Linked DNA regions of Homo sapiens: region 2 is linked to region 1. Evidence: chromatin loops called from intact Hi-C (ENCODE). Cell type or tissue: prostate gland. All regions are shown on one strand. Links, peaks and the distances in the headings refer to the core of each region. The heading gives the core; the rest is flanking DNA.

Evidence for each region. Hi-C counts contacts between places; a loop is a spot of excess contacts. Peaks named below come from ENCODE experiments on the same cell type or tissue, not always from the same donor. Only the 100,000 strongest peaks of a DNase experiment are listed, where the experiment ranks them.
Region 2: a loop joins it to region 1, with 2.9 times the contacts of the local background. A loop is called at or near these places in 25 of 110 quality-filtered maps.

What each region holds. Positions count from the first base shown.
Region 1 is chr1:207,794,545-207,799,928 of GRCh38, forward strand. It overlaps CD46 (CD46 molecule), which reads left to right. Exons shown (of 13, transcript NM_172351.3): 13 at 1-960. Among named protein-coding and RNA genes, the nearest start is that of MIR29C, 4.7 kb to the right of the region's middle. RefSeq lists enhancers at 4,081-4,180, 4,291-4,430, 4,721-4,850. In prostate gland, for the core only: a CTCF peak has its summit at 2,997 (motif pointing left); DNase peaks (open chromatin) are centred at 234 and 2,977; H3K27ac peaks cover 5,000 bases.
Region 2 is chr1:207,642,873-207,648,256 of GRCh38, forward strand. It overlaps CR1L (complement C3b/C4b receptor 1 like), which reads left to right and starts at 2,261. Exons shown (of 12, transcript NM_175710.2): 1 at 2,261-2,458. The coding sequence starts at 2,362. It also overlaps the pseudogene CD46P1. RefSeq lists a silencer at 2,061-2,230 and an enhancer at 2,291-2,370. In prostate gland, for the core only: no CTCF peak of the experiment used is centred there; a DNase peak (open chromatin) is centred at 2,209; H3K4me3 peaks cover 1,223 bases.

The DNA of each region.
Region 1 (5,384 bases), core at 134-5,133:
AGAATCTTAGTCCATTTACATTGCCTTGGCTAGTAAAAGCCATCTATGTATATGTCTTACCTCATCTCCTAAAAGGCAGAGTACAAAGTAAGCCATGTATCTCAGGAAGGTAACTTCATTTTGTCTATTTGCTGTTGATTGTACCAAGGGATGGAAGAAGTAAATATAGCTCAGGTAGCACTTTATACTCAGGCAGATCTCAGCCCTCTACTGAGTCCCTTAGCCAAGCAGTTTCTTTCAAAGAAGCCAGCAGGCGAAAAGCAGGGACTGCCACTGCATTTCATATCACACTGTTAAAAGTTGTGTTTTGAAATTTTATGTTTAGTTGCACAAATTGGGCCAAAGAAACATTGCCTTGAGGAAGATATGATTGGAAAATCAAGAGTGTAGAAGAATAAATACTGTTTTACTGTCCAAAGACATGTTTATAGTGCTCTGTAAATGTTCCTTTCCTTTGTAGTCTCTGGCAAGATGCTTTAGGAAGATAAAAGTTTGAGGAGAACAAACAGGAATTCTGAATTAAGCACAGAGTTGAAGTTTATACCCGTTTCACATGCTTTTCAAGAATGTCGCAATTACTAAGAAGCAGATAATGGTGTTTTTTAGAAACCTAATTGAAGTATATTCAACCAAATACTTTAATGTATAAAATAAATATTATACAATATACTTGTATAGCAGTTTCTGCTTCACATTTGATTTTTTCAAATTTAATATTTATATTAGAGATCTATATATGTATAAATATGTATTTTGTCAAATTTGTTACTTAAATATATAGAGACCAGTTTTCTCTGGAAGTTTGTTTAAATGACAGAAGCGTATATGAATTCAAGAAAATTTAAGCTGCAAAAATGTATTTGCTATAAAATGAGAAGTCTCACTGATAGAGGTTCTTTATTGCTCATTTTTTAAAAAATGGACTCTTGAAATCTGTTAAAATAAAATTGTACATTTGGAGATGTTTCATGATGATGTGTTTATTTCTAGTGGGTTTTGTCTCAAATTGAAGTATGTTTCTAATTGGGCCCATCTTCTAACCATTCCACTCCCACAGCCATTCCTCCTGTCCCTCCTAGCTCAGACCCTTAAGTATCCCCAGGCTTCTCCACTCCCAACCCATCACATAGATACTGCACAGATATCCAGTGACATCACATTACCTACTGGATGAAGTCCACATTTCTTAGCCTGATACTTGAAGACCTTTTACAATTAAATCCCAACTTTCTTCCCCAAGCATTTTCTATTGCACTTCTTCAAATAACCTACTCTCAGTCAAGCCTGACCATTTCCCCTGTGCTTTCTGCTGTATTCCTAGTTCATTGTTGCTTGAAACACCTACTGTCCTGTTGAGATCCTATGCATCTTCCAAGGCCCAGCTCAGATATTACCCTTCATGAAACTGTGCCTGATTTCTGCCCAGCTCTTATAGTCTTTATTATTACCTAACCTTGGGATAGCCACATTTAAGCATCTATATATACGTGTCCAGTAGAAGATATATCTTCTGCATCCTATGATCGCATATGTAGAGCTAAATAAAAACCCAAGTCCTAACAAAGTATAAAATTTATGTAACTAGTAGGATTTGGTTGTTTCTGCAAAAATCATTGTTGCTCTCTCTGCAGATTTGAATTAAGTCGGATTGCTAAATTTCTCAGAGCAGGCTTCAGTGTTTCTCAACCATGGCTGCACATTGCAATCACCGGGGGATATTTACAGACACCTGGGTCCCACCCCTAGAGATTTCTAGTGTAATTGATCTGGGATGTGGTTTGGGTGTAGGGATTTCCAAGCGTCCTAAATGATTCCAAAGTGCAGCTAAGGTTGAAAACCCATGCATTAGTAAATCTCAAGCCCCACAGTAAATTTTTCTATATAAACTTGTAAAGATAGAAGTTAAAGGCTTATATTTATAGAAGAAAATTATGGCTTTCTTAATTCAGCCTATTAAATCAGAAAATTTCATTGAAGACTTGAATTAAGGTTTTGTTGTTTGGCTAACTGAACAAGGCTAGCTGTTGTTTAGAAATACAGAAGCATTGTCTCAAATAAACATAAAAATACAGAAGCATTCTGTTTAATAAAACACTAGGTGAAAATTATATATATATGTGTGTGTGTGTATATATATATATATATATATACACACACACACACACACACACACACACACACACACATATTTTGAGATGGAGTTTCGATCTTGTTGCCCAGGCTGGAGTGCAATGGCACTATCTCGGCTCACCACAGCTTCCACCTTCTGGGTTCAAGCGATTCTCCTGACTCAGCCTCCTGAGTAGCTGGGATTACAGGCATGCACCACCGCGTCTGGCTAATTTTGTATTTTTAGTAGAGACGGGGTTTCTCCATGTTGGTCAGGCTGGTCTCGAACTCCCAACCTCAGGTGATCCGCCCACCTTGGCCTCCCAAAGTGCTGGGATTACAGGCATGAGCCACCGCACCCGGCCTGAAAATTATATTGACTATGAATAGAGCATTTTGGAAAATCTTATGTGACCTTGAGACTGTAATGTATTTTTTAAATTGGGATAAAATACATGGGGACAGTTAGTTACTTTGTAAGGTAACTAACAATAAATCTGTAAGAATGCTGAAGGGACTTGGGATTAGAAGGAATATGAATTTGTGGTGTTCAAGTAGATTTTAGGGTTTGTGGGAAATAGTCAACTCTATGGTATTCTAAAACTTAGTAATGTCTTTCAGCTAACATTTTAACCAAGAATGAGCTTTTCTGCATATTTTTAAATTTTGCATACTTGTACTTAAGTAGGATTTAACATGGAGTCTAATAACTTCCAGAAATGATTCAAAATTGAGTGATTGTACATACAGATTTTTTTTTTTTTTTTCCTGGACTACACTGTTTTCATCAGAATTTCTAGGCTCACTCAGAAAAGGTTACACTAGTATGACTAATCCTTTGTAAATCGGAGCACTGCTGCCCTCCTGTGGACTGTCACGGCATTTGACAATCCCTTCCTTACCAGCTCAAACCTAGTCACTATTCAGAAGTTTGAGTCATTGCTGTGATTCCCAGAAGACATTTTCAATTTCATTTGGGATATGGTATAAGACTAGTCCTCTTCTCCTTCCGTGAAATCAAAATTATTTTTTGACACAGGATCTCGCTCTGTCACCCAGGCTGGAGCTCAGTGGCTCAATCACAGCTTACTGCAGCCTCAACCTCCTGGGTTCAAGGGATCCTCCCAACTTAGCTTTCCCCAACAGCTGGGACTACAGGTGTGCACCACCATGCCTGGATAATTTTTGTATTTTTTTTTTTTTTTTGTAGAGACGGGCTCTCGCATGTTGCCCAAGCTAGTCTCGAACTCCTGGCCTCAAGCAATCTGCCTGCCTCAGTGTTCCAAATTACTGGGGATCCAGGCATGAGCCACTGTGCCCAGCCAAGATTAACATTTTTAAAAGAGTTTTAAATGCTGTCCCTTATTGCTTAAGTATAGGAGAAGTATAATATTGTGGATCTGTGGTCAATAAACAATTTTTCCTTCCCTCTCACATACCAGCAGAACGTTTGAACAAATTGCCAAAAGTATAGATAACATTTGAAAAAGCCGCCCTTCCTGATTCCTGATTCGATAGTACATAGCCCAGGGAAACCTGTACAGAGGTGGTAAAACTGGTGTTAGGAGACTCCACCTCCATTTATAAGATTTACCTCTCTCATGTAGCTTTTTACAAAACTAAACTATAATAATATGCTGCAGTGTGGCAAACCCTGTGCTAAACTACTGTAAACAGGAACCCCTGTAAACAGTAATCCTGGTGTTTGGGGCTTGTGGCTTCATTGAGAGAGAATTCAGGAACAAATGCTTAGAGAAGCACTTCAGAATGGTGTTCAGGAAAATTATCTATCGTCTGATTAATCTCCTCCACCTGAAAGCGTTCCTAGGAAAAATACTCTGTAAATTTGTATTTAAGTTGGGACTTGAGAATTCTTTGGTTAGGTTCCCATAGCATCGTGCTTCTCAAGTCTTAGTGTGCTAGTGAGTTACATGGTGATCTTCTTAAATTAGAATCAGAAGATTCAAAAGGTATCGGTTGGGGCCTGAGGTTCTGCATTTCTAATGAGTGCCTAAGGAGCTGTTTGTGGTGGGCTGTATGATGGCCTCTAAAGATATCCAAGTCCTAATACCTGGAACCTGTGAATGTTACTTTATATGGCAAAAGGGTCTTTACAGATGAGATTAAGAAAATTGAAATAGGGAGATTATCCTGGATTATCCAGGTGGGGGCCCTAAATGTAACCACAAGGGTCCTTCTAAGAGGGAGGCAGGGGGAGATGTGACTGTGCCAGAAGACAACATGGCCACTGAAGCAAAAGACTGCCCCGCTGGCTTGGAAGACAGAGGAAGGGGGTGCAAGCCAAAGAACGCAGCTCTAGCAGCTGAAGAAGGCAAGAAAACCTGTTCTCTCCCGGCGCTTCTGAGAGGGCGGGTGGCCCTTGCAGTCCAGTGAGCTGATTGCAGGCTTCTGGAATCTGTAACTGTACAAATGTGTGTTGTTTTAAGACACCATGTTTGTGGTAATTTTTTAGGGCAGCCACAGGAAACTAACACACCAGTGCTGGGGGCCCTCAGACCACAGTGAGTAGTAAAGCGTTTTAGGAACAAGACCACAGAAGAGAGGCTCTCAACTTTAAAACAACAGTGATGTCCAGACCCATTCCCAGACCAGCAAAACCAGAGACTGTAGGGATGGGACCAAGGGAACACTAATTTAAAGGCTCTTTGGGTGAACTGAATAGGAAGATAGGGTAGGGCACCATCATACTAGAATAAACTCAAAAATACAACTTTTGTGTTCAAGGAAAACTCTCAAGCTCCATCGAAGTATGGACACACTAGTCTGCCAGGTACTCTCCTGAAACTACACACCAGCTTCTCAAAGTGAAGGTCTGGGCCAGTATGTTACACAAATAATTGTCCAGTTCTAGACTTATTTCTGTTTCACCTAAATTGGCCAAATATTTGACTTGTCTCATCCATATTTATTAAGGACTCATCAGTGTTTTACTTCCACAGGTGGGATTTTCCAGTCCAACTTGCATGAGTCTTGAAGGTGCTGTCAGTCTAATAAGCCTCCCCACTCAATATTTTTTTCATTATCTATTCACCAAGACCCGCTTATAAATTTACAGCTAATAAAATCTGGTAAAATTTAGATAAGCAGGACCCATGTCCTACAAAGCATTTTCTACCTAGGTTGATAGCATGGCTTCATAAACCCGATTCAAGATGCTGTCTCTGGAAGAAACAGTCTACATAATTACCAATTTATTGTGCAAAACCACCTCAGAATGGCAATTTTAGATAAAGAGCTGTCCGCATCCAAATGAA
Region 2 (5,384 bases), core at 285-5,284, 150 kb before region 1:
TACCAGCTATTCATTGTACACTTACTACAGATTTTGGCACTGGAGATATTATAAGAAAGCTCTAACCCTGACTTATGGAACTTATCCCAAAAAATAGGAAACAAGGCTCAGAACCATTCAAATGAAGCTTCAGTTAACTCAAATAAAAATTAGTTTTATAAATTTAATGTGAAAGTCTTCGAGTATATTAAGAATGGCTTGATTAACCCCAGGGATGGAAATTTTACTGATTGAAAGAAAGTTTCAATAAAATACCGATCTTTGAATCTAATCTGACACCTGAAACTAGGAAATCAAACACTAGCCATATTTTTTCTTCTATTCTTTATAATAATTTTTCTCATGAGAAAAAGGTATCTTTCTTCCAAGCCTGAAAATAAATGGAGAATTTTTAATATCTATTGATGTGGAGAAAAATAAATAGACTATCTGCTTTCACAAATAAGTGCTGGCATTGAGCCACAGAACATGTCTGTCATATTGCTCTTTCACACCATACATTAACAGGAATAATAATTTCTCCTCATTGAGTTTCCTATTTACTATCCCCTTAATTATACCTCCTTTAATTACTGTCATAGAGTGTCTGAATTTTATAATCCAAGATACTAAGATGTTTATTTGATATACCACCAGACTCAATGTCTTGTATTCTATGCCAAAAATTTGAAAATGTTTGGGAAGAGGAAATTCCGTGGTTTGGTGAACCCAGAAAGTCTTCAGTACATCTCAGTTATAGAACTGTATTAAATACATTTAAACTCTATAATTCCATAAGACCCATTTTAGGTTTATACACTAAGCATCTAATTCCTCACTATCCTCTCATACAAACCCTGTGTAATACAAGTTCTACTCCCATAATTCTATGAACAAAACAACAATTGATACATAGATTTGATTTTTAAAATACATTTTCTTTACCTTATTCTAAATGTAACATAGGGTCAACATAGAAAAAGAAAACTGAAAAGCACAAGGAAAGTGAAATATCTATAATCTTAACCATTGTTAATTTTGTTGTGTTCCAAATTAGTGTATGTATATATATATATATATATATAGCATTTTTGTTTTAATAAAAGGACTGCCAAAATGCACATGCCAATTTGGACTCTGCTTTTTCCACTTACAATGATATCATAGTTTCTCACATTTGGTATTCTTTTGCAATACTTGCTGCATAGAATTCCATCACACAAAGGTAACTGCCTCCTTATTACTTTTGCTAGACACTTAGGGTTTACATTTTTTACAAAAATTATAAATCTTTGATCACAGCTCTGATGATTTCTCTGGGAACTGAGAGCCTAACACAAGTCATTTCCACTTTAAGACTTTTAACATTCTGAAAAGTTATGTTACAAACAGAGTGCTGGTCCCCCTGCAACATGTTCACTCACATTGGCTGACGTTTTAATTCTTTGCCAATCTGAGGGGAAGAGATGTCAACTTTTTTTGTTTGCTCTTTTAATGCCAGTCATGTTCCCTTTTTTTTTCCCCCTTTTACCAGTCATACTGGCTTACTCAGAACCCTACAAATCAATCCTGCTCATTCTTAATTTTCCAACATTGTTCCTGAGATTGTTTCACCAGAAAAGTTCTCCCCCTTATCCACTTCGCCTAACAATTTCTACCCATCCCAATCCTCCTGCATTTATTGCTTCCAGGAATTTGGCACTTAGGACACCCTTGTCCTTACATTGTTCATGCATGTATATTTCGTCTTCAATAAAACATTTAGTTGCTCAAGGGCAAGGGTCCCATAGAGTCTCAATATGCTAACGGCCTGGTGTTGCTTAATAATTTAGATTCTGACGGGTCCTCTCCAGGGAGGGGAGCAAAGGGCAAATTATCTTAGGGGCTGGGAGTGCAGAAGCCAAACCTTTGAGACTGTGAAAAGAAGACGGCGCCGAGACGATTCAGTAGCAGGCATTCAAGCAAGAAAAACTCAAATATTGTTCCCAATAATGCCTGACTAATGCCAAATACCAAGTAAGGGCCCAGGCAGTCCTGACAGCCTGCAGTGCCCCAGGATAAAACTAACCCTGAGGGGTGCTAGCCCACGATAACCCCCTGCCAGGGCTCTGGACACGCCCTGTCTCCTCGAAGGCCAACGGGCTGCCCCTGCGCGCCGAGGCCCCGCCCCGCGGCCCGCCGATTGGCCCCAGCCGCCCCGGCGCTAAGACTCAATTTCACACTACGCGCCCAGGCCACGCCCACCTGTCATGCGGCCCTGGAAACTGTGAGTTTGGGGATTGTTGTGTCCACTAACCGGACTCAGAAGGGACTTCCCTGCTCGGCTGGCTTTCGGTTTCTCTGCTCACCTCCGGATAAATCACGGGGTCTCCCGCGCCGCTCATGGCGCCTCCCGTCCGTCTCGAGCGTCCCTTTCCTTCCCGGCGCTTTCCTGGGTTGCTTCTGGCGGCCCTGGTGTTGCTGCTGTCCTCCTTCTCCGGTAGGACCCCGGGGTGGATTCGCGCGTCCGCGGCGAGGCTAGAGCTCTGCTCAGTCAGTCGGGCAGGAGGCGCGGGGCGAAGCTCACTGCACGTCGTGCCTGCTTGGGATAGAGAGCGAGGCCAGGGTTCTCCGAGGGGTGCCGTGCTCAGATCCCGGGGGTATGTGGCGGGGGATGCGGGAACCACGCAGAAGCTTGTTTGGTGGCATCGTGTGCGCGGCCGACATTTACGCAGGATCTGGCTGCGTTCCCAAAAGAAGCGTGAATCGTGTTTTCGGGATTGAGCCCAGTCAGCAAGGGGAGGGCTTACTGGGCGCCCCAGGTGAGGGCTTGCTCTGGAGTGCACAGGTGCGTGGGATTGTTGCTAGAGCCCGTGCTGTGCCCGTGGTGAGAGTTTGCCCTGTGTTCCCTTGGTGCCTTGGTGAGTAGGGTGTTCATTAGGGCTTGGACAGTACCCGCGGTAAGGGTTGCAGTGCGTCTGCTGTGCCCCATGGGCTGGGCTGGCCTGGGCTGGGCTGGGCGAGCAGGGGCCTGGCCAGGTGTTGCTGGGAGCGTGCTGTGCGCAAGTGGCCTGTGTGCGGAGTTCACTGTGGGCAAGACAGCTCACTGTTTGCTTTGAGTGGAGCGAGCGCGGACTCTGCGGCTAGGGAGGGCATGTTGAGTGAGAGCAGGCTCTCAGTGCCTGGGGTTAGAGAGGTGGTAAGGGCGCACCATGCTTTTAGTGCCTTCTGTGAACAGTGTCCGTGTTGCCTGAGATCGTATTGGTCTTGAATTTTAAGTGGCTGCTTTTTTGGGGGGTGGGTGGGCCATCGAGTCATCTTCCTGTTCCCAACCAATATAGACAGTATCTGATTCCATTGCCTAGTGGCTTTTTGACATTGTTTTCCTTCTTTTCATTAGTTTGAGTCATATTTGAGAGATGTGAAGCAACCTAAAAAACACTGGTAGCCAAACCTAGTGAGAAATTAGTATCCTAACAAAGGAAGGCAGATAATGTTAATCTTGTTTTCCCCTACAGCTCATAAACTGAAGCTTAAGGCCTATCCCACTGTTTTGTATTTCATTGAATGGAATCAATATTTTTAAAAATGCATGCTAGGCCAGGCCCAGTTGCTCACACCTGTGATCCCAGCACTTTGGGAGGCCCAAGTTGGGTGATTGCTTAAGCCCAGGAGTTCAAGATCAGCCTGGACAACATGTCAAAACCCCATGTCTACAAAAAATAAAAAAATTAGATGGGCATGGTGGTGTATGCCCGTGGTCCCAACTACTCCAGAGGCTGAGGTGGGAGGATCGCTTGAGCCCAGGAGGAGAAGACTGCAGTGAGCTGTGATCATGCCACTGCACTCCAGCCTGGATGACAGTGTGAGACCCTGTCTCAAAAAAAAAAAAAAAAAAAAAAAAAGCCAAAAAATACATGCTTAAATACAGGCTTATTGTGCAAAATGAACAAAATAAAAGGACAACTGTTTTTAATATTTTGTTATATTTCCTTCTGACTTTATTGTGTTTCATGTGTATCTATGTCCAAATTATATTTAGGATCTTATTCCATGTACAGATTGTACGTTGCATTTCTTCTCTTAGGAACATTCATTCAACAAATATGGGTCTTGTATGTCTGGTGCTGTTACACTAGTAGGTAATAACAGACAATTCCTATTTTCTTTATCCTTTTTTTACTATTTGTTTACACACACGTACATGCAGGAAGATAAGCAGGGACTTTTTTTGCTCATTGTTAAGTGCTTAATGCCGGGAACACAGTAGGCAATCAACAGATGTTTGCTAAAATGTATTGGGAGTGGCAGACATTAACCAAAACATAATAGTAACAAATATATTAACCAGGGAAGTGTTCTGGAGGAAAGGAGTATAATTTTCTGACAGCATTTAACAAATGACTGGGGGGAGGGAAGGCTTTGCTTCTCATCAAACAGACAAAACTCTGCCACTTTGGGGCATCTGTGCTTTCTGTTCCCTCAGTCCTGGAACGTTCTCCCCATGACCTGCTGCATAAATGGGCTGTTTCTTCTGCAAGCTCAGCTGGAATGTTACCGCTTCAGAGACCTTCTTGGAACCCCCCAACTCAGGTTGAACACATACAACCCAGTTCAAGTACCTCTTGTAATCACCCTTTTAAAGTGATCTTTTCTGTTCTCTGTCTCTCCCCATCAGAATGCAGGAATCTTCTGTCTTCCCCCATTTGTGGTTCCAAAAGCCCCATTTGTTTGCTTCTGTATGAACCCTAACTCAGTATCCATATAGACATCTGTTAAATATCAGAAAATTAAATATACTATTTGGCTGGGGCTTAGAGCCTAGGAAAAAGTCCCTCCTGCCTCCAAGAGGAAGGTTCTTTAAAGAGCTATGCTCAGGATGGTCTTTCTGTTGTACCTAAAAAGCTAGGGCAGCAGCAGCTGAGGGCCAGAAAGGATCTGTCTCCCCTGTTTATGTTGACTCTGCAGGGCTTCCAGTACTTCAGTCTTGCATCTCACTGATCATTAAAACGTTCATTTTGAAGGAGGGTGATGGGATTAGGGAGCAGTGGTGTTAAGAAGAAAACGAAAGGACTTTTTTTTCTTTTTAAAGATTAATGTTTAGAATAGGCTTAGTACTAGAAGTACATACAGCCTGGGCATCATAAGGAGAGCCCACCTCTACAGAATATTAAAAACAAAAAATTAGCCAGGTGTGATGTTGCATGCCTGTGGTCCCAGCTACTTGGGAGGCTGAAGGGCGTGAAGGGGGAGGATCACTGGAGCCCCCATGGTCAAGGCTGCAGTGAGCCCTAATCATACCACTGCACTCCAGCTTGGGTGACAGAGTGAGACCCGGTCTCAAACACACACACACACACACACACACACACACAGACACACACACACACACAGAAAAAAAAAAAAAACCTGGAAGTTGAAGAAGA